2 separate regions of the Homo sapiens genome follow, and region 1 is linked to region 2. A link is a loop called in an ENCODE intact Hi-C map of the cell type or tissue named here. Cell type or tissue: heart right ventricle. All regions are shown on one strand. Each heading gives the region's core, and the rest is flanking DNA. Links, peaks and the distances in the headings are about the cores only. Region 1 overlaps LAMA3 (laminin subunit alpha 3). Region 2 overlaps ANKRD29 (ankyrin repeat domain 29).

Region 1 (8,000 bases), core at 1-8,000, 180 kb before region 2:
CCTGGCTGACATGGTGAAACCCCATCTCTACTAAAAATACAAAAAATTAGCTAGGCATGGTGGCACATGCCTGTAATCCCAGCTACTCGAGAGGCTGAGGCAGGAGAATCGCTTGAACCCGTGAGGCAGAGCTCGCAGTGAGCTGAGATCATGCCGCTGCACTCCAGCCTGGGGGACAGAGCGAGACTCTGTCTCAAAAAAAAATAAAATAAAATCAAAAATAAATAAAAATTCTAGAGACAGGATCTCATTATGTTGCCCAGGCTGGTCTCCAACTCCTGGCCTCAAGCAATCCTCCCGCCTCAGCCTCCCAAAGTGCTGGGATTACAAGCATGAGCCACCCTGCCCTCTCTTTCTTTTCTGATGTTCTCCTGTTCCCTGCATTTTTCCGTAATACCCAACACAAATTTCCAGCTGTTTGTTTTCCATGCCCAACCTCGGGTTCCTCTCCAGGACACAAACATTGCCATCTAGCCCTGGGATGACTGTGGCTGCTCAGCTTCTCTGCCAGGCAGCCACAGCACTTCCTTCTGCTCCTGAGGCCCATGGAGGTGAGCAGACCCATGCAGGATGCCCTCGCATCCTAGGGACCTTCAGGCCTTTTGAAAGGCAAGCACCCACCTCTGACTGCCTGCTGCAACTTCCACCCTCAAGGAAACCTGGTCTCCAGAGGATTCTGGTTAGGAAGATTCTGGGAAATGAAGTCAGTCCTGTCTTCAAAGCGCAGGAAGGGGTCTGAGAAACCACATTCTCCTGATGGATAGTCTGGGTCAGCCTTCCACAAACACCTCTTCACAGTAGCAAGAGTTCTCCGAAATTGACAAGAGCTACTGGTCTGCTCTCTGGCTGCACACACCAGGGAGCCCAGGGAAATTTGTGGACATCTCATTTCTGTCCCCTCTGCCATGGTACATGGGCAAGCCTTAATCTCTCATATCAACAGAGGGATGAATACCAACCACGTCCCACAGCTGCAGGCTTGGTTTTCATCTCCCCCTCAGTGCACTCTCTCCAAACTGCATAGACTCCAGTGCATCCCACCCGCCTTCCCCAACACTTGGGCTGAAGTACGATGACACGGTCCCCCAGAAGGCCAGAGGAGGGCAGGGAGAGAGGCCCGAAACACAGCAAAGGTCCTGCTAAGCCTGCTGGCAAGTGGATCTGTTAGAAACATTACAGTGCTGCCAGCATTAGCACCACAAGCTGGGAGCGAAAGAAGGCATGATGCCTCGGGACAGAAGACAACAAATGGCCCCTTTAACTCAAAGGAGTCACCTATGCCACAATGCTATCCACAGAAAACTGACATGTGAACCAAGAAACCCACATGTATAGCACATGGAAATTTACATTATTTTTAGTTAAAAAAATCATTTCTGGATTCCTTTGAGGGTACATATATGATATACGTGTTTTCAAACCAGACTTGAACAGGTGAGGAACCAAGCAGACTAGATCTGTGAAAGCAGGATGTGGGGGTGGCCAGTGGTGAGTCTGTGGGGGATTTGCAGGCTTCTCTGGGAGGCTGGCTGCACACACTTCAGAGAGGAACCAGCCCTCTAGCAATCTGCTGACTTTCCTACCTTGGCAGTGGGGGAAATCATAAGCTCCTGAGAGACACCTGTCACACCGCTGTCCTGTAACTCCTGGCCGACATTCACACTGTCCAGTCACTGAGCTGCAGGGCATCTGGTAGGATCCAAGGGCTGAACACCAGCAGGCTGGATGAAAGAATTCAATCAGACTTAGGCGGGGGTTGCAGGTATGGGAGGGGGAAGAACCACGTCCCGGAGCAGAGCATGAGGGTGGAGCCAGAAAGACCCAAACACAAATTCCAGCTCCACTTCTTATGAGATCGGGAACCTGAAACAAGCCACTCAACTGCTCTAAGCCTCAGTTTCTCCTTCCTTAAGTGGGAGTGACACTAATTTTTATTTGATAACTTGTTGTGAGGATTGCATAAGATAATACTTAAAAGAGCTTGGGACAATGCCTATCATAGCGAGCACTCAATAACTGCTAGTTTTTATTGCTGTCATGAATTTCATATTCAGCAAGATTTGCAGGTGCTGGGTGATGGTTTTGGGGATTCTGCTCACCTACAGAAACCAGTATTTGTAGGAGGAGGATGCAGGGAACAACTGATGGGGGATGTGACTCACTGGAGGGCCACTTTAATTCCATATCCCACTTGATATTCCATATCAAGTGCAAGCCATTCCAGGCCAGATCAGCCTACAACTGTCCCTGATCTTCTCTTTCCTCCTCTCTTTATACCTCTTTTCTCAATGTCTAGTGTAGTTAAGTAGTCATGGAAAAAATGGTGCAGGCAACATTGAAAAGGATGGGAAAGGCATCCTAGTTTCCTCCCTCCCCCAAGCTGTTACCATGATCTTTGGCTAAGTGATGAATAAACACGTGTGGATGGAGAGAACAGATGCTGGCCATTCATTCTCCTCTTGGCCCCCTTCCCACTGGATCAGGTCCCTACTAGTCTCTATGAGACTAGACTTCTATGGGCTGGAGTTGCACAAGGTCGTCCCCATTTGCATTGCAAAAACCCTTCTTCTGGAGAGGGATGAGCAGTGGAATTGACCTGACTGACTTCTCCGGCTGAAGAGTTCTACATCTTAAGAACTGAAAGAAACTAGAGAGAGCATCTCATTGAATCCCATTATTACATGGTGAAGTTCAGAAGTTAAATGGCATTTTTAAAGTCAATGGATTAGTCTCTAATAAAGGGCTTCAGTCTTTGGAGTCAGACACATCTGGATTCCAGTACCAGCTGTGCCACTTAACAGCCCTGCAATCACGGCTAGTTGCTTAGCTTCTTTAAGCCTCAGTTTCCTCTTCTGTAAACTGGAGCTGATAATAGCACCTACTTTATGAAGTTATCAGAGAATCATCAGCAATAAGGCATTGAGCACGATGCTTCGCACAGCCGAAATGCTCAGGAAGTGTTCACACTTATTAACATTATTATTCTAATTACCCAAGTCCCCCAGTGCTTGGGGAGGTGCTCTTTACACTTTCCCACACTGAATTAATGAAAATCAATGAATTAGTATATCTGACTTCCAAATTTTTATCCAGTGTAGTGTACACAGTAAAAGATACAACCTTGTTTGCAAGGTTTCAAAAATTCCATGCTAGTTGGAGCCTTAGGAAAGAAAAGATTCATAAGGTAAAGCCCCAGTTCTGGTAATTTATTTACAGGTAGCCTTGGAATCTAAGCCTTGGCGCATGGGGCCCCCACAGGGACGAGACCATGTTATTTTCATTCTCTGTGACAGCCCAGCCCATGTATGGTGAATTTCTCTGAAAGTGCTTTTTAGTAAATGATGGTGAACGACAGAATTTACCTGTGTTGTCATCAGAAACGTAAAAGAAACTCTCACTGATGGAGGGGAACTCGGCTAGTTTACTCACTTACAAATTACCTGGGAGTTTCAACAGGCTATGTGACTTGTTCAGAGAGACACAAGTACTTGCAGACCCAGAGAATTTACTATCATTTCACTTTCCTATTTTACAGTCATCCATCCAGCAGACATTGATTGAAGGCCTACTGTGTTCCAGCAGCACCCTTGCTAGGTGTTACGGTGGAGGTAAATACAAAAACACATATAGTTAGCCTTCCATATCTGTGGGTTCTGGATCCATGCATTCAAACACAGATCAAAAATATTCAGAAAAATACACAACTAAAAAATAACAAAAATAATACAAATAAAATAATAATGTAATATAACTATTTATGTAGCATTTACATTATATTATGTATTATAAGTAATCTAGAAATTTAATTTATATAGGAGGATGTGTGTAGTTTATTTGCAAATACTGTGCCATTTTATATCAGAGACTTGAGTATCCTTGCCTTTTGGTGCCCATGGATGGTCCTGGAACCAATCCCCCATGGATACTGGGTGTTGGGTGTTGACTGTATTCCCTGATCTCTAAGATCTAAAAATCCAGAACAAAGACTAGAGAATGACTGACATAGCATAAAGCACCCCCACAAGACACTACCCACTCCATATAAAGCGTGTCTAATGCTCCCCTAGCTATTGGCAGACAGAAGGACAAACACTCAGATCTCCTACTGCCATTTCCACCTGTCTTCTCTCATGGCCCATAGTCCCAGCTGGCCTGTCTGCAGAGGTTAAGTCTCTACCTAGTGGTAGAATTCTGAGGAAATGTTCTTGGGTTCTACAGTGGTTAATTTTGTGTCAACTTGGCTAACTATGTTGCCAAATGGTCAAACACTAGTCTAGATGGTGCTGTGAAGGTATTTTTTAGATGAGAGTAACATTTAAATCAGTAGACTTTGAGTAAAGCAGATTATCTTCCATCATGTGAGTGGTCCTCATCCAATCAGGTGAAGGCCTTAAGAGAAAAAGACAGATGTCCACCAAGGAAGAAGGAATTCTGCCTACAGATTGCCTTTGGACTCAAGATGCAAAATCACCTCTTGACTGCATCTCCAACCTGTTAGCCTACCTTGCAGATTTTGGACTTGCCAGCCCCTACAACTGTGTGAATCAAGTCCTTAAAATAAAACTCTCCCCATCCCTACACACACATACACACACAGACACACACACATACACACACACACACACACACTCACACAATATATATTATATGTACATAGGTAACTAGATAAGCTCTATCTACGTACCTATCTATCTATCTAGAGAACCCTGACTAATACAGATTTTGGTACCAAGAGAAGTATTCTTAGAGGACCAGAATTTTTTAAATTCATAAATACAGGTAGGGTCTCACTATGTTGCCCAGGCTGGTCTCAAACTCCTGGCCTCAAGTGACTGTCCCACATTAGCCTCCCAAAGTGCTGGAATTATAGGCATAAGACAATGCCCAGCCAGGAACAGAATTTTAAGAATAAATTCTCTGAATTGGTTTGGGGGTTTCTGGAATTGGTTCTCTAAATGACTAGATTTAGAAGCACTAATGACTCTAGTTCCAATAGTGAATAAAGCACTGATAGTCATCGGTGTGATGTGGTAATAGAGATACACAAAAATATCACTATTAGATACTCCTAATCAAATAATTATGATAGGCAAGGTTCTGGGTGACCACGTATTTGATAACGTAGAACATTTCCGTCAAACTAATGGGCATAATGAACTTGGCTGGTTGCTCCTAATTGGGCTGGACAAAGTGGGAAAGAAAAGGAGTTGAGGGATTTGAATTCCCACTCAGATGCAGCATAAATGACCTGAAAGTTTCTATGCCTTCCTAGAAAGAAATCCTTATCTCCTACAGCCTCAGAGCTGAGACTGCAGAAAACCAAACCAAGAATCTTCATCCTGCGAGGTCTGAATTGCAATGCAAGTTAAATTCCAAACCTTGCAGAGTATCTGCTGTTAAAGTGGGGGCATAGATTGGGAAGGAATAGGACTTTGAAAATTGCTTTGGGGACATATGGGAAGATCATGACGAAGATGGGGACACTGAACCCCTAAATTCCAACGAGTCTTCTTTGTCAGAAGAAGCAACTGCACCCCCCAACCCATGTTTGAGCAGGTTAACCCTGCTTTGCCCGAGAAAACTGTAATGGCCTCCCCTGAGGCAGCTGTCATGGAAGACCCCACTGATTCTCTTCAGGACCCACCCCCATCCCACTTTCCTTATCAACTGATAACTGGACTCAAATCCCAGCAAGCCCTGAAAGGTGAAGTACAAAGTATGACCCATGAGAAGGTGCGCTACACTTCAAAAGAACTAAATGATTTTTCCAATTTAAACAGACAGACAGCAATTTGAGGAATATCTGTGAGAATAGATGTCAAGGATGTGGAAACTGCTGCCATCAAGTTGGAAAACCTAAGTGCAATGGGGGTAATTGGGCCCCAGGTTGGTGGCAGCCAAGTGGTGGCAATAAACCACCAAAAGCAAGGCGGGTGTGGTTACCATAATGGACAATGGAGTTGAAACAGCAGTCAAAATAGTCTGACTCAGAGACCTATGCTGACTAGTTGATCATGGTGTTCCTGGAAGTGAAACAGCTGGGAAGTCTAGCAAATTCTGACTTGCTTTGTAGAAGTGGAAGAGTTGTAGGTCAAATGAACAAGTCTAACTTGAAACATAAAAATAGAGTCATATCCCCTCAATCAATTACCAGACCTGAGCTGGTTTACAGACCCAGAACTCTTTGAATGAAGGGGAGAGTAGGTACTATTGTGGAAGAACTCCACTCCACCGCCAAACATTTATAAGGTAAATCTTTCTCCCAGCCTTTTCCAAAGGGACCTATGGCCTTTTACCAAGGTGACTACACACTGGCAAAAAGGAAATAATCAGATCTTTCTATTCTTTCTATTAGTGGACATCAGCTCTAAATTGACACCAATTCTAGAAGACCCAAAATGTCACTGTGGCCCTCTAGTCAGAGTATGGGTTTATGGGGGTCAGGTGATCAATGAAGCTTTAACTCAGGTCCATCTTATAATGAGGGCAGTGGGTTCCTGAACTCAGCCTGTAGTTATTTCCCCAGTTCTGGAATTCATAACTGGAATATACATCCTCAGCAACTGACAAAATCTTCACATTGGTTCCCTGACCTATGGAGTGGAAGTTATTATGATGGAAAAGGCCAAGTGGAAGCCATTAGAACTGCCTCTACCTAGGAAAATAGTACAACCAAAAGCAATACAACATTTCTGCAGGAATTGCAGAGATGAGGGCTACCATCAAAGACTTGAAAGATGCAGGGGTGGTGATTCCTACTGCTTGCCCATTCGATTCATCTATTTGGCCTGTACAGAACATAGATGTATCCTGGATAATGACAGTAGATTATTATAAACTTAACCAGGTAGCAACTCCAATTGCAGCTGCTATACTAGATGTGGCTTCATTGCTTGAGCAAATTAACATATCACCTGACACCTGGAATGCAGCTGTTAGTCTGGCAAATGCTTTTTTCCTTCACACCTTTAGTAAAAACCAACAAGCAGTTTGTTTTCAACTGGCCAGGCCAGCAATATACTTTCACTGTCTGTATTAGGCTATTTTTATGTTGCTATAAAGAAATACCTGGGGCTAGGTAATTTATGAAGAAAAGAAATTTAATTGGCATAGTTTTGCAAGCTGTACAGGAAGCATGGTGCCAGCATCTGCTTCTGGTGAGGGTCTCAGGGAACTTACAACCCATGGCAGAAGGTAAAGGGGAGCCAGTACATCACATAGCAAGAACAGAAGCAAGGTAGGGGGAGGTATCACACACTTTTAAACAACCAGATCTCAAGTGAACTCAGAGAGAGATCTCACCCACTATCAGGAGGACAATACTAAGCCATTCATGAAGGATCCATCTCCATGATCCAAACACCTCCCACCAGGCCCCACCTACAACATTGGGGATCAGATTTCAACACGAGGTTTGGAGGGGGCAAACATCCAAACTATATCACTGTCCTACATCAGGGGTCTATCAACTCTGGTCCTGTGTCATAATTTAGGTCACAGGGATCTTGATCACCTTTCCCTTCCATAAGGCATCACATCGGTCTATTACATTGAGGACATTATGCTAATTGGAGCTAGTGAACAAGAAGTAGCAACTACTCTAGACTTATTGGTAAGACATTTGGGTGTCAGGAGGTAAAAATTAAATGCAATAAAACATCCAGAGTCTTCTACCTCAGTTAAATTTCTAAGGGTCCAGTAGTGTGAGTCCCAGAACAAGGGAAGGCTCTGCAGCAGGTCCAGGCTGCTGTGTAAGCTGTTCTGCCACTTAAAGCATATGACTGAGCAGATCTAATGGTGCTTTTAAGTGTCAGTGGCAGATAGGGATGCTTTTTGGAGCCTTCAGCAGGCCCACATAAGTGAACGACAGTGCAGACCCTTAGGATTTTGGAGCAAAGTCCTGCCACCGTCTACATATAAGCCATCCTCTGCAGATAACTTTTTTTTGAGAAACAGCTTTTCACTTTCTACTGGGTCTTAGTAGAGACAGAAGGCTTAAC
Region 2 (15,863 bases), core at 2,981-10,980:
TGGCCGGGCGCGGTGGTTCACGCCTCTAATCCCAGCACTTTGGGAGGCCGAGGTGGGTGGATCACAAGGTCAGGAGTTCGAGACCAGCCTGGCCAACATGGTGAAACCCCGGCTCTACTAAAAATACAAAACTTAGCCGGGGATGGTAGCGGGTGCCTGTAATCCCAGCTACTCAGGAGGCTGAGGCAGGAGAATCGCTTGAACCCAGGAGGTGAAGGTTGCGGTGAGCTGAGATCACACCATTGCACTCCAGCCTGGGTGACATAGTGAGACTCTGTCCCCCACCGACAAAAAATGAAACCATTTATCTTATTTACCCATCTTTGTTCTCCCTTTTAAATCTGTTGTGCAGATGAAACATTTCGTGTACCTATGCAATTAAGGCCTTCAAAAATCATGTGATACTTATTCGTACCATGACAAACTACAAAGCCCAGCATATGGACTTGCTGAAAACCAAAATATACAAAATTTTTCTAAATGCGCTCATTGGATATAAAAATATACTGTTGTAGTATTTGTGAGGAAGGGCACAAAGAGGAGAAATCTAAGGTATTTGGTAGAAAAGTGAGGTTGGATGGATGAAGACCTCTGTGAAATATACACATGCCATTGACCTGTGAAAGGCATCCACTGCTAGTGCGGGTCTGTTTGCAGCTAACTGTCAATTAGTACATCATCACCCAAGGGCCTTTCAATTGATTGTCGCTATAATGCCATAGGATTTATGGCAAACATTACTCCAGTTTTGTAAGCGAAAATAGAATATAGGGAGATGAATAGACTTGACAGTCTCATGGTGAAGAGTGGAAAAATTCCTACTTCCAATTATCTAGGAACCGTATTTTAGGCTGTCCTACAGGTAGGCATTTAACCCTTATGCCTGGGGCACTATACTTTCATAGACATGTAATGAGCTCTGTAGGTGTGAACTTTTCCATTTGAACACCCTTTCCAGAGTTTACATGGTTAACCCTGACAAATCACAGGCCTCTTTGAAATTCATAGCAGCTAGCCTCACCCTCTGCACTTCAAAATCTGTAACACACTTTGAGCCTGCAACATTACCAGTAGAATGATTGAATTACTTGATAATGATCTAAAGAGGCGATTCTCAACTCTGGCTGCCCATTAGAATTATCTGGGAAAGTTTAAAAAAATACTATTTTGAGGCCCACTCCAGACCAACAAAACTGGAGTCTCTGAAGGCACAGCTTGGGCAACAGGTAGTTCTCACATGTAGCCTAATCTAAGAAGCACAGGTCTAAAGGTTAGATATGTCTTTGGCTATATATAGGTAGAGTATATCTGAGAGTGTGTAATATATATATATATACACACACACACACACACACTGAATAGGAAAAGCCAAAGTGTTTGGTGAAAAGAAAAGCCCCTTCCCATAGTAATTTCCTCTCTGTTTTAAGGTGACTCAAGAAATTTCATGCATTATAACTTCCATTTTATATTAAGACCTTTACCTTTACCCAAACAATCTAAATATTTTCTTAAAAACGATTGAAATATGGATGGGCGGGGCAGAACCAAAACTTGGAATGCACAGTGAAAAATTCAATGCATGGGTAGTTCATCTTGGAAAATTCCTGAGAGTTAAAAAAAAATTAAAAAAAGAAAAAGAAAAAGAAAATTGCTGAGAGTTTTCAGCAGCTAAGGACATGGTAGACTTTCCGAAAATGTTATCCCCATATAAAACATCTGCTTGAAAATCTGTACAGGCTGATTAATTTCTTAATGATTGCCTGGAGGGCAGTTTGGCAGCTCTGCTGACGCCCACTGAAAATCCAGGACCCTCCACGTGACACACGTGGCTGGACTTGCAGGGAAACATGTCTTATATTTTTGCTTGAGGTTAGTGTTCCCAATGGGAGGTGTGGTAATTAGCTGGGTTTGCTAGGTGTTTTCCTCTAGGGTGTGCTCTGGTTTTCCACCGTGGTCTGAAAACAATGAAGCTCACCCTGCGCTGCGAATGTTGTCAGGCTGAAGGGAGCATCCGGGGATCATGCTCTCAGCTGATCCACACGTCTGCCGAAAGCACCGAGTGACATGTGTCCAAGAAAACAGAAATGCCCAGAAGGCATAGATACTCAGTTAAGACGAAAACTAAAGAGCACTGGAAAAGGGGCACTTGCTCTGGGCTTTATGCAGGAGTGCTTTTTTGTGTTTATAGGTGTTGTTGGTGTCTGCTGGGCTGGCAGAGAGCCACTTTGTGGAGATGGTTTCTAGGGCAGTTGTATTGAAAACATCTTTCAGGGTTCTTTTGTGTTTTGTCTTGTTTTGTCTTGTTTTGTTTTAGAGACAGGGTCATCTGGATATGGTGGCTCATGCCTGTAATCCTAGTGCTTTGGGAGGCAGAGGCAGGAGGATCGCTTGAGCCCAAGAGTTCGAGACCAGCCTGGGCAACATAGCAAGACCCTGTCTCTACTATAAATTTTTTTAAAAAATTAACTGGATGTGGTGATGCACGCCTGTAGTCCCAACAACTCAGGAGGCTGAGGTGGGAGGATCGCTTGAGCTGAGGAAGTTGACGCTGCATTGAGCTGTGGTCGTACCACTACACTCAAGGTCTGAGTGACAGAGGGAGACCCTGTCTCAAAAAAAAAAAAAAAGAAGAGAGAGAGAGACAAGGTCTTGCTATGTTTCCAGGGCTGGTCTTGAACTCCTGGGCTCAAGCAATCCCCCTGCCTCAGCCTCTTGAGTAGTTGGGACCACAGGTGTATGCCATCGTACCCAGCTGCATATTGTATCTTAATTCTTGCAGAACCCTCATGTTGGGGGAACAAGGATAAGGGGACAAGAAAGAGAAAAGGGTAGGAAAGATCTAATTAAAAGGACACCTTTTACTCTCAATTTTTTTTTCTTTTTTTTCTTTTTTTTTTTTTTTGAGACAGGGTCTCACTTTGTTCCCTAAGCCTGGAGTGCAATGGCCCAAACATGGCTCACTGTAACCTCAACTTCCCAGGCTCAAGTGATCCTCCTGCCTCAGTGCCCCCAAGTAGCTGGGACTATAAGCACATGCCACCTCGCCCAGCTAATTAAAAAAAAAAAGAATTTTTAGAAATTTAAAAATATATTAAAAATAAATTTTTTAAAAATGAGGTTTGGGGGATTTGTATATCTAACATTTGGCTCTTCATTGACAAAAAGGTGGAAACCTACAAAGAGATGGAGATGGAAAATTATATTAAATGTGTATATTTTAAATCTAATTTATTTTATTTTATTTATTTTGAGACAGAGTCTCACTCTGTTGCCCAGGCTGGAATGCAGTGATGCAATCTTGGCTCACTGTAACCTCCACCTCCTGGGTTCAAGAGATTCTTCTGCCTCAGCCTCCCGAGTACCTGGGATTACAGGTATGCAGCACCACACCTGGCTAATTTTTGTATTTTTATTTGTTTTTTGTTTTTTGATTTTTTGTTTTTTGAGGAGGAGTTTTGCTCTTTTGCCCAGGCTGGAATGAAGTGGCGCGATCTCAGCTCACTGCAACCTCTGCCTCCAGGTGCAAGCGATTCTCCTGCCTCAGCCTCCGGAGTAGCTGGGATTATAGGTGCCCGCCACCACGCCTGGCTAATTATTTTGTATTTTTAGTAGAGATGGGGTATCGCCCTGTTGGCCAGGCTGGTCTCGAACTCCGGATGTCAGGTGATCCACCTGCCTCGGCCTCCCAAAGTGCTAGGATTACAGGCGTGAGCCGCCGTGCCCAGCCTAATTTTTGTGTTTTTAGCAGAGACGGGATTTCACCATATTGGCCAGGCTGGTCTCTATCTCCTGGATTCACCTACCTAGGCCTCCCAAAGTGCTGTGATTACAGGCATGAGCCACTGCACCCGCCCTAATTTCTTTTAAAATAAGTGTGAAAGATAATGTTTTTAATGCTTTTAATTTGTTCTCTCTCAGGATGGAGCCACTGCCCTCTTCCTAGCTGCCCAAGGTGGTTACTTGGATGTTATTCGATTACTGCTGGCTTCAGGAGCAAAAGTCAACCAGCCAAGGCAGGTAATGTCCACTGTTGACATTTGCCCGAGCACATGGCGCATGGGGCAGGGAGGGCTGGGTGTCCGCTGGCAGCACATACCTGAGATAACCAGTAAGCTCAAGGCATCCTTTAAACCCTTCTGCTTCTGTGATGAAAAGTTAATCTTTGATTAGGGTATCTCCTGTTCTATGCTCTGAGCTGGCCTGAAAGCCTATGAAACCAAGCTGACATCACAGTTCAGTACTTTCAAAACTTAAGTATTTGATGTCTGAGGTCAAGTACACAAGTACACACTCTGCCACCTCCTGTGCAAACAAATTATGGCTGCACTGATCTAATGAGTGCAGGCTGGCCTGGGACATAGGTAAACAGATGTGGGCCAAGTAGCCTGGCCCCTGCTGATAATGCTGCCTTACTACCTGCCCACCACTTCTTCCACCAAGCCAAAGAGGAGCCCATGCCGTTGGAATCATTAGGAGGTTCTGCACCTTCATCTCTCACAATTGTTATGCTGTTGAGACTTCATTTACCAACAGCAAGCTAACAGCTAGCAATTCAATTAACTGAAAGTAAAAGAACAGAAATGTAGTCTGGGAGTGGTGGCTCATGCCTATAATCCCAGCACCCTGGGAGGCCGAGGCAGGAGGATCACTTGAGGCCAGGAGTTTGAGGCCAGCCTGGCCAACATGATGAAACCCCGTCTCTACTAAAAATACAAAAATTAGCCAGGCGCGGTGGCGCATGCCTGTAATCCCAGCTACTTGGGAGGCTGAGGCAGGAGAATCACTTGAACCTGGGAAGCAGAAGTTGCAATGAGCCGAGATCGCGCCTCTGCACTCCAGTCTTGGCAATAGAACAAGACTCTGTCTCAAAAAAAGAGTAATGATTTTTAAAAAGAAGAAAAAAGAACAGAAATGCAAGATTATACAGGCAGCACTTTATAAACAGTGAAGAACCTTCCAAATGTACAGTATTATAATTAGCTTCTCTTGTGTAGGTACTATTTTTGTCCAGATTAACTTTTTTTTTTTTTTTTTTTGAGACAGCGTCTTGCTCTGTCATCCAGGCTGGAGTGTGGTGGCATGATCTCGACCCATTGTAACCTTCGCCTCCTGGGTTCTTGTGCCTCAGCCTCCCAAATAGCTAGGATTACAGGTGCATGCCACCATGCCCAGCTAATTTTTGTATTTTTAGTAGAGATACATTTTGGTAGAGAGCCATGTTGCCCAGGCTGGTCTCGAACTCCTGGCCTCAAGTGATCCACACACCTTGGGCTCCCAAAGTGCTGGGGTTACAAGTGTGAGCCACCATGCCTGGCACCAGATTAATTTATTTTTAACAAAACATTTCGAATTAAGGAAACATTACTATAAAGGTAGTTTCCTAGGAAAAAGTCAAGCTGATTTCATACCCAGGCACATCTCCACTGTACTATGACCTGATACAGGAATGCCTCTCTGTGTTCACATAATGAATAGCTATGAGAACTTTAAGGTTGGTCTGAGCTCTTGGACACAGGTTTCTCTGGTCTTTAGAAGCCCAAGCACATAAGGAGCCTGAGAAAAATAAAGAGCCTTTGGGCAGAGTGGTTTGAAGTCAGGAAAGCAAAGTGGTTTTGAGGTCAGGAATCCCAAGTTCTCAATCCATCTCTGCCAATAATTTGAGCTGTGTGGTTTTGAACAAGTGAATCAACCTCTCTGGGCCTGACTTTCATCATTGAAAATTAGGAGGCTGAGCAGCATGAGCCTGATGATCTCTTCAAATGCCCACATTTTAAATAATTGTTTTATTCAACATTCAATCAATATTTCTTGAGTACTTACCATGTGCCAGACATTGTAATCAATGTAATGTATCAATGTAAGGTTATATTTTTAGAATTGTAAAGTTATTCTTAGGTGGCCCCAGGAATACTCCTGGGAAAGGAAGCAGTTTCAAAAAAACTTTTACTTTCGTCCTGCTAGAGTTGACTTTCGAGGACTGGAGTTTAATATTTTCGTATTGGTCCTTCTTATTTTGTTATTGTTGATTGATTCTGAATCAGATGATTCATTTTACTAAAATTAGTAAAAGGAATTGGTTATTTTTAGATTGCCTAAGTTTGATTTGGGGGCCATTATTGAAGATACCACTGTGAATTTAGAATGTGAGGTTATCAAGATTATCAAGTCTCTCTATTAGTACATCCTTCCAAAATAATTTCTGGCACTTTGAATTTTATTCTTTATATGCCTAAAGTACTGCTTGTAAAAAACCAAGTCGATATAAGAGATTATATTTCAAATGTTGCATGAGCCATGCCCACTTAAACCTAAAATGAGTCATGCCGTGATGTTGAAGCCAAGAAGTTAAAGAGTAAACCAACATTGCAGCAGTAGCCACAACACGCCATAGCTGTTTTTTCTTCCTCAAGAGTTAGGATAACCTGGTCAAAGTGGATGACCTAGTCTTTGAGTGCAGGGATCCACCCTCTGGTCAAGGAGCAAGTGCTACAACTTCTAAAGACTGCATCTAATGAAATTGTTTTGAATTATTTTGAGTTCAGCCCTAAAAGAATTGTTATTCAGGAAAAGGGTGTCTTATAAAATAAGAATTGCTTTGGGGAAAAAAGGCAATGGAATTTTTCCTTTTTACAGAGTACACTCACCCCATTGTGCCCTCAAATCATAATAATTTTTATTACCTACTGTGAGCTTATAATTAGAGGTTGTTATCTATCCAGGTCAGACTAGCTCAAGTTCCGTCTTCTCTGAAAGTGTAAACTCTGCATATTTATTATGTTCCAAGAAAACAGTGCCATGCCTGCACATGGCCTGCACATGGCCTACCTATATTCTATAGGTAGAGCATTTGGAAACCAATGTTTTATTCTGAAATCTCAGCTGACACATTGAGTCATTATTGGAAAATCCTTGAATTTACAAAATGAGGACAGGAATACCTGCCTGGTTTAATTTCCTAATACTTTTGGCTAAATCTGATTTGTAATTGTTGCACTGACATTCTATGAAGCCCTACCATTTTATTACGGTATCCTGTAACAGGATGTTGACAAAGTTACATTGAAATTACTCAGCTGACATTTGATATGAGCTTCAGGGAATCTGAACGGTAGTGGGATGACTTTTCTTTGTAACTCTATCACTGAGAACTAAATGAAGACCTTTTTAGTACTTTGGGATGAGGAATCATAATCCCAAATCTAGTCATAGCCAGACAGTAGGAAGACTATGTTCTTGATTTGAAACTTCAAAAAATATTTTCCTTCCATATTGTCCTAAGCCAAAAGGTCAAGAGTCACAGAGATCATTGAAATATAGATTTCACTCTAACAATTCATTTTCATTTCTTTCCACGTGTCCTCACCAAGTTGAGTTGCTATGAGTCAGACCTTTTTAATCACTAGCTGAGTGGCTATTTCTATTTTTCTATTAACCAAATGCCTCGACATATATTTTCCCAACTCCACTCACCCACCTTATTAAAACAATACTTTAATAGAATGCAAAGGTCTGATCCTGTTAACCCAGAGCTGAGGTTAGTCAGTTAACTCATCTCTATCTAGTCTTTTTCATGTGCTAAACAGTATTTCTTTGAAGGCTGGAGGAAAAGTCATCTAATAAAGTGCCATCTCCTAACAGAAGCCTTGACTTGTACACAGAGTAGCTGGACCCAGAAATTAAACGTTCTCCCAGGTCGGAAGCTTAGAGGGGTGAATCCATCAATGGCAGTGGGAGAAGGAGCCAAAAGATTAGCGTAGAATCCTGGGGGTTTGGAAATGGGAACAGACAGCCATAGGAAGTCCTTGCTGCTTGGCAAGGGCAGGGACTCTGTCTTGTTTCGTTTGCACATGGTACACACTCAGAAAAAGTGTATCGACTGCCAGAAGATCCCCATGGCTGGTGCAGAGCAGGTCTGGAAGCCTGCAGCATTTAGTGATCAGTGCCTGAGAGTTAGAAGAAGGCTCCAGATATAGGGCCCAGACTCATAAGCATAAGCCCCAGGAAGACTGTAAGAGGCAGCTAGGGAGCAGACCCAGATTTTTTGGGTGGAGAGCAGCTTGGAAATTATGGGGATATAGATATCTTAAAATGAAACAGAGGCCCCATTTTGCTTATTAACTGTGTGACCTTAGCAGGTTGCCTACTGTCCCTGAGTCTCAGTATTTTAGGACTACTGTGATAATTAAATAAAATAATCCCTGCAAAACTCTTAATGCAGTAGCTGATACACACCCAGTGCAATGTTAGGTATTGCTGTTATTATCATTCCTATTCCAACCAGGCCTCATTGGAACAGAAAACCCATCAGAAATCAAGGCTGCACTTTCTCTAGTGAGTCGTGTGTTCTCTGTCATCTCAAAGTCTCTTCATATCTCTGTTTCTCCCCACTCCTTTCTTTTTTTACCAGTTTTGTCTGCTTACTTATCTTGTATGTGGTCCCCAGGTTTATGGATCAGACTGCCAACCTCTGGGAATAGCCATGTCATTGTCACAGCTCATCTTTGTGCACCAGGCCACAGTGACTGGCTGGCCTGCCTATCCTCAGTCCCATCACCCTTGACTGGGGAGGATAGAGTCAGACCATGGGCAATGCAGCATCTGGTAAAATCTCTTACAGACCCATTTGCTGGGCCAGGCACACGGTGCAAGGGACAATCATAAGAAATAGGCTCCAGGGCAGGGTAGGGTGGGTAAGAAAATTATCTCAATATTGAACTCCCTCTGCCACGGGCAGGATTCCTCACAGCTCTTGGACTCCCAACTTCAAATAGAATTGGTCCCCAAGACTTTCTGACTGGCCTAACCCTGTAGGTAGAAGTAACCCAAGTGTGACGGCTGGAAATCGTAGAAGCAAAGAGCTAGTGCCGCTTCAGATACTCATTCCCACAGAAGAGGATGGTTTTAGTTCTTTTTTCCAAATACTCTCAGGAGCCTACATAAGACCATACAAGGTTAGTCTCTAATACAGGTTGTGTCATATACTCCATCTCATGCTGTGATCTGGCTGTAAAAGTGATCTCGAATGAAATGAGGGAATAACAGAGTTGGAGGAAACTATAAAACTCACTCTATTTAGCCATCCATCGGTACTCGAATCCTTTCTATGATAATCAGCTACTGTTGAACACCTCTAGGCATGGAGAACTCACTCCTCTCTGATCAGTTTCTTTGGTCTTAGCCAACACTCATTAAACTTTTATACATTGACCCCAAGTCTCCATGCAGCTTTCACCCATCTGTCTTCTTTCTATCACTTGGTCTGAAAAATTGGTCTAAATCCTTTTCTACTTGATATACACACACATAGTAAAAGACAGCTATCATAACCCCATGAATCTCATTCTTCTTCAGGCTAAATGTTCTATTACCTTTTTTTTTTTTTTTTTTTTTTTTTTTTTTTTTTGAGATGGAGTCTCACTCTGTCGCCCAGGCTGGAGTGCAGAGGCATGATCTTGGCTCACTGCAACATCTGCCTCCCGGGCTCAAGTGATTCTCCTGCCTCAGAATCCTGAGTTGCTGGGACTACAGGCATGCACCACCACACCCGGCTAACTTTTGTATTTTTAGTTGAGACAGAGTTTTGCCATATTGGCCAGGCTAGTCTCAAACTCCAGGCCTCAAGTGATTTGCCCCACCTCGGCCTCCCAAAGTGCTGGGATTACAGGTGTGAACCACCATGCCTGGCCATTACCTTTTTAAAAAAAGTGCTGTAGAGGTTATAACTTCACAATGATTTCTTTGATTTAATATCAAAGTATTAAAAATATCAAAGTATATGGAAGTATTCAAAAGCCTATTTGAATATTTTTAAATGTTTTTTCACATTTTGGTACATTCCAAAACTCTACAAAAAGGAGCTAAATTGACTTACTTTTCATCATTTTCAAAATTATTTTTATATGTTTAATTTAAAAAAATATATAAAATCGCCAGACGCGGTGGCTAACACCTGTAATCCCAGCACTTTGGGAGGCCGAGGCGGGCAGATTACAAGATCAGGAGATCGAGACCAACCTGCCTAACACGGTGAAACCCCATCTCTACTAAAAATAAAAAAAAATTAGCCGGGCGTGGTGGTGGGCACCTGTAGTCCCAGCTACTCGGGAGGCTGAGGCAGGAGAATGGCGTGAACCCGGGAGGCGGAGCTTGCAGTGAGCCAAGATTGTGCCACTGCACTCCAGCCTGGGCGACAGAGCAAGACTCCGTCTCAAAAAAAAAAAACATATGAAATCATTGTTCTTTTTTTTATAGAGATGGGGGCCTCACTGTGTTGCTGAGGCTGATCTTGAACTCCTGGGCTCAAGCCATCCTCCCGCCTTGGCCCCCCAAAGTGCTGGGATTACAGGTGTGAGCCACTGCACCCCATCATTTTCATGATGAAAATGAAGGCTCTAACCATTATACCAGAAGGAAAAAATAAGAGAAAACAGAAATTAAGGTGTACAAAAGAGGAAAACCTCTCCTAATTCATAAACTAAATAATCAACTGATAGGTAATCTGATTTGACAATAATGCTCTAACTCACATGCAACTCCCTGGGCTCCAAAATCAGATTTGGAGATGTAATGACTAGTAATGAAATACACAGGCGGCCCCCAAATCTCATTTTCCCACTCATTCCTACCTGCTCACAGTCAGTTATCTCACAGGGTCGATGGAAGAATCAAATTAAAAAGCATATGGAAGTATTTTGTGAACAAAAGTACAAATTAAGGGGCGTATTGTTTCTCATGATAAATACTACTCAGATGCAATTAACATTTCCTAAGCATCTGTGAGCCAGTGCTCATGCTCACCACCTTTGTATATGTTTTCTCACTTATCTCTGCGAAGCTAATAATTTTTCCTAAGAGGACACTCACTCAGGCTGAGATGATTTGCCTAAGGTCTTACAGCCAGGAAGAACTGATTGCTTTTTCCACCTCCCATGACTATTCCAATTAAGATGATATATTTGATGAGTGTTATCATTGATGTTCTAAATTGATAATAATAATTTTTTGGCCAGGCACAGTGGCTCATGCTTGTAATCCCAGCACTGTGGGAGACCAAGGCGGGTGGATCACTTGAGGTCAGGAGTTTGAGACCAGCCTGGCCAACATGGTGAAACCCCGTCTCTACTTAAAATACAAAAATTAGCCGGGTGTGGTGGTGCATGCCTGTAGTCTCAGCCTCTCGGGAGGCTGAGGCAGGAGGATCTCTGGAATCTGGGTGGTGGAGGTTGCAGTGATCTGAGATGGCACCACTGCACTCCAGCCTGGGCAACAGAGCAAGACTCCATGATAGGTAGGTAGGTAGGTAGATAGATAGATAATTTTTCACAATATAGCACCTTTTAGCACTTTCCCACATATTAGTTTCAATTGTTAATACAAGTTTACTAATAATGACCAAGCCATTGAAAAGCACATTGAATAGACAGCTGGCTGCCTCTCCCTGCCCGCCCTCTGGTGGAGAGAGTGACAAAGAACAAAACAGACCCAGAGCAGGCACGGAGGGAGAAGCGCATTAGTATTGGCACCAGCTTGGACCCACACTCCCCTCCTGCCTTCCAGGGTCCCACCCGCACCCCTCTGGCTACAGCAGCTAGATTTCCCACCCTGCATGAAGGAGCCATGCCTGTCCAAGCCACTGTGACTGTAGCTGCTTTTCCTTCTCCTTCAAACGACCCTTCCCCTTTCTCACACCTAGCAAAATCCTGGTCCTTCTTCAAGACCTGGATCAGATAGCACTCTATCCAGGACACTGAGCCCTCATTCCCCATGCAGCAGCCCTCCCACCTGTTTGATTTTGTGCATTTTTGTCCATACTTTATGATGGCACTGCAGTCGTATGGAAACCTCCATGTCTCTTCTCCAGGACTTATTTTTAGCACTCTGCTTGAGACTTAGAAGGCTGGGCTCACACCTGTAATCTCAGCACTTTGGGAGGCTGAGGTGGGAGGATTGCTGGAGGCCAAGAGTTCAAGAACAACTTAGGCAACAAAGCAAGGCCCCATCTCTACAAAAAGAAAAAAAGAAAAAAAAATTAGCTGGGCATGGTGGTGCACACCTGTAGTCTCAGCTACTAGGAAGGCTGAGATAGGAGGGTCATTTGAGCCCAGGATGTTGAGGCTACAGTGAGCCTTGATCATGCCACTGTACTCCAGTCTAGGTAACAGAGTCCTGTCTCAAATAATAATTATCATTATTGGTTGCTTGAATTATTGATTAATTAAATCCTGAATTGGGAAAATCAAATAAAGAATATGGAAGTGCTTTTAAACTAAAGTACAAATTAAAGTACAAATTGCTCATGATAATATTTAGATTCAAGAATATTTCCACCAAGAGGACCCTGGAAAAATTATGAAGTAAGTTAAAGTGTCTTCCACTTCCCTCTATCCTTTGTTTCAGCACCTCTTCCACTGTCTCTCCCAAGACAGGTCCCAACATCCTGTGACTGCTCTTCAGCACCCCCAGATCCTCCTGGGCTCCCAAGTCACCAGCTTCCCCGACCCAGCTCAGATGTCTTCATCCTCTCTCCCTTTCCTGGGACAGCAGTGGGCAACAATCTTGTGCCTGCTTCTGCTAGTAGGCTAAGGTTGAAATTACACACTGCAGCAGAAAATGTAACTTTATATTCTATAACTGAATCATTTTGCTCTTCAGCCCCCCTTCCCCCGATGGGTAATTCAGTCTTATCTGGCTAAAACAGTCTCTTGGGGCATATTACCATAATTACCTCAGAGGTTACCTTTAGCCCATTCTGGATCCTGCTCCCTCCTGCCTTTCTCTCCGAAGGGACCTAAGAGTCAGACTATCATCCTGGCATTGAGATGGGGGTGGAGAGCCTCATGCGTGGCCCTTGTGCTGGTCCACAAGCGTCCTGCACTCTTACACCCCAGGGTTGCAGCTGGTCTCGCCATTCTCTGCTGGCCTGGCCATTGTATCTACTCAGGAAGTCAGGGCACTGTGGCCTTGCCTTCCCGACACCAGGCTCACTCCAGCCGACTGTTTCTCTGTCACTTCTGATTTCCCATAGGCAGACGGGACTCCTGGATGCCTAGGTGCTAGGTGGATGTGGGCCATGGGGACTGGGGGACCACTGACTCTGAAACTCCCACGGCCATTTCTCTCCTATCTCCCGGGCACCAGCAGAGAGCAGAACTCTAAAGGGCTTGTAACTTTCCTGGTTTCTCACAAGAAGAGAAAATCCTTTCCCATCTGGAATTCCCCATAACTGACCTGATGTTTCTTCCACAACCTAGGTTACCTCTCCCCCACAACACACGCGAGATTCAACGCAGAGGGGGAAGAAAACGTGGACACTCTCACGTGACCTCCGCCTTCCCCCTCCCTCTCTAGCTCCTTCACACATTGGAAGGCTTTCCCAGTTTCCATCCCATCTGCTGGGAACCACCCTACTGTCAAATCCTTCCCCATCCCTTGCATGTTTTACTTTTTTCTCCTCTGAAGCAATATATCTCCACCTCATGGCCCAGTGTGCACAGAGATAGCAATATTGGGGAAATACTCCCAAATATACGCAGAGGAAATATTCCCCAAAATGCTGTCCTGCCGTAACTAGTTTATGTGCATCACTTCCTAGAAGACACAACAACAGATTCCACCTAAAATTAAGCCCCCTAAGAAATGAGGTGGCTTTGGAGGGTTCTGGACACCAGACTAGAAGAGTAGGAGAAATGACTTGAGTTCTCTGACCCGCAGACCCCACCTCAAAGAAAACTGCCTGCGTTCTATGGGAATGAAGGGTGTATTTTGTGAACATTAAGGTGTGACCCACTGGGAAAGCAAAGAAATGGACAGTCTTGGGGGAATAGGCCGGCTTCTCTCTGGGTTTGTGGAATTTGGTTCTGCTGTGGTGTATGTATACAGGTCAGCTGCTCCCCCAAGCCTTCAAAGCAAGGTTCCCACGCATCTTTCCATGAAGTCTGTACCACCCTTTTTGGTAAAAGATCCAGCCACAAAATGGATGATTTTATAAGCCAAAATTTGAATACTGGCAATTATTCAAGTAGCCCAGGCTCAGCCACGTGCCGTCTGCGTCCGTGGGCTACACACACCCCCTCTTTTCTCACTGCCTCCTGGGCGGTGTGGATCAGCTGCAGAGTGTGATCTGCGGTCAGGGAGTGCCTTCCCGGAGTTTTCGCTTTCAGACCCCTGGTGTTAAAGACGTTCTGTGAGCGGGTGGGGCCGGGCGCCCCAGTCACGGCGGCCGCCGCCTCCTCTTCCCGCAGGACGGGACAGCGCCCCTGTGGATCGCGTCCCAGATGGGCCACAGCGAGGTGGTGCGGGTGATGCTGCTGCGCGGAGCCGACCGCGACGCTGCGCGGAACGTGAGTGCCCGAGTCGCGCGGCCAAAGAGCGAAGCCTCCCGGCGCGCCTGTGTGGAGAAAACGGGTCTTGACTGAGTCTGCAGCCCACATGGGTTTCCTCCCAACCTCCTTCCTTGAGCAGGAAAACAAAGTCAAGGTCTGATTCGGTGCTGCTCGGTCTCTCTCCTCCTCCACCCGAGATGACCTTGGGACGCACTAGAGAGGGTGGAATCTTAGCCTTAGGCCTGAGGGCGGTAGAGACGGGGCCTCCCGCCTGTCCTGGGGGCCTCCCGCCTGTCCTGGGGGCCTCCCGGCTGTCCTGGGGCGTGTCCTAGGGGGATCCCCTGGCTGGTGCTGCGCCTCCTGCAGGCCCTGCCTCTTGCCCCTCCTCCCTGGAGCTGCAGACCCCTTGCACCCCGTCCCCTGTTGGCCCGCCGTCATCCACTGGCCTCTGCTGGTGCCACCTAATACTGCCTTTGTGTGCTGCACAGCAGGCCCTTTTCCCCATAAGGAAGGCTTGAAGAGAACCTGACCACCTATGCTGTTTGCTTTTTGTGTTTTACTGTGGCCTTTGTATAACCCTTGCTTACGTAACCCACCTTCCCCTCTCCAAGTCTAAGCTCCAAAAAAGGGAAATCACCAGACGCGTTCGCCACCATTTCACTGCCCTCTCTCTCACTCTTCTTCTTCCCACAATCTCTGAAGCCAGAAAAGACCCCCACCCCCCGCCCCCCAATTCATTCTTCCTTCTTTCTGATTACAGATAAACCCTAATGGCAGGCCGAAGTGGTTTCTTGGCTACGGGAGAATTATGGACTAAATCCTCCAAACACAGCGACTGATATGTGAAAATGGGAGAAAAAGGAATTTGGAAACTGTGTTCTTGAGCCAAAAAATAACGACAGAAGCTAAATATTAATTTTTGAATTTGGCTTTTCATTCTTTTTAGCAGATTTTATTTTATTTTTTTCTGAGACAGAGTCTCACTCTGTCACCCAGGCTGGAGTGCAGTGGCACGGTCTCAGCTCACTGTAACTTCCGCCTCTGGGTTCAAGTGATTCTCGTGCCTCAGCCTCCCGAGTAGCTGGGACTACAGGCACGGGCTACCACACCCGGCTATTGTATTTTTGGTAGAGACGGGGTTTCAAGTGACCCTCCTGCCTTGGCCTTCCAAAGTGCTAGAATTACAGGCGTGAGCCACTGCACCTGGCCTTTTAGCAGATTTTAATCTATCACCTCTGCCCCTAAGCCCCACTACCCACACACGGGCGGATGCCTAGAGCAGACTAGGGCAAGGCTGTATAAATTTTTTTAGAAACAGTAAATACAGCTCAACAATGATCTAAATTATTAAAGACAGTTAACCATTTCTGCTAAGTTATGAACAGCCGAGAATGCCTCTTTGGTCCAACCATGGCCTAAAAATATGCTCTTGAAATTCCCCTTGTCCCCTGCCCAGTGTTCTCAGGAACTGTAGAAGTATGAATTCCCAAATGGCAGAGTTCTAACATAATCTAAGTCACTGTTTATCTGATACTCTTTCAT

The links. Peaks named below come from ENCODE experiments on the same cell type or tissue, not always from the same donor. Only the 100,000 strongest peaks of a DNase experiment are listed, where the experiment ranks them.
Region 1: a loop joins it to region 2, with 5 times the contacts of the local background. A loop is called at or near these places in 94 of 110 quality-filtered maps.

What each region holds. Positions count from the first base shown.
Region 1 is chr18:23,804,087-23,812,086 of GRCh38, reverse strand. LAMA3 (laminin subunit alpha 3) reads right to left here. Exons shown (of 75, transcript NM_198129.4): 13 at 1,584-1,721. Among named protein-coding and RNA genes, the nearest start is that of LAMA3, 120 kb to the right of the region's middle. RefSeq lists an enhancer at 1,598-1,657. In heart right ventricle, for the core only: no CTCF peak of the experiment used is centred there; no DNase peak of the experiment used is centred there.
Region 2 is chr18:23,618,007-23,633,869 of GRCh38, reverse strand. It overlaps ANKRD29 (ankyrin repeat domain 29), which reads left to right. Exons shown (of 10, transcript NM_173505.4): 6 at 3,919-4,017; 7 at 14,241-14,339. Among named protein-coding and RNA genes, the nearest start is that of ANKRD29, 37 kb to the left of the region's middle. In heart right ventricle, for the core only: no CTCF peak of the experiment used is centred there; no DNase peak of the experiment used is centred there; H3K27ac peaks cover 1,348 bases.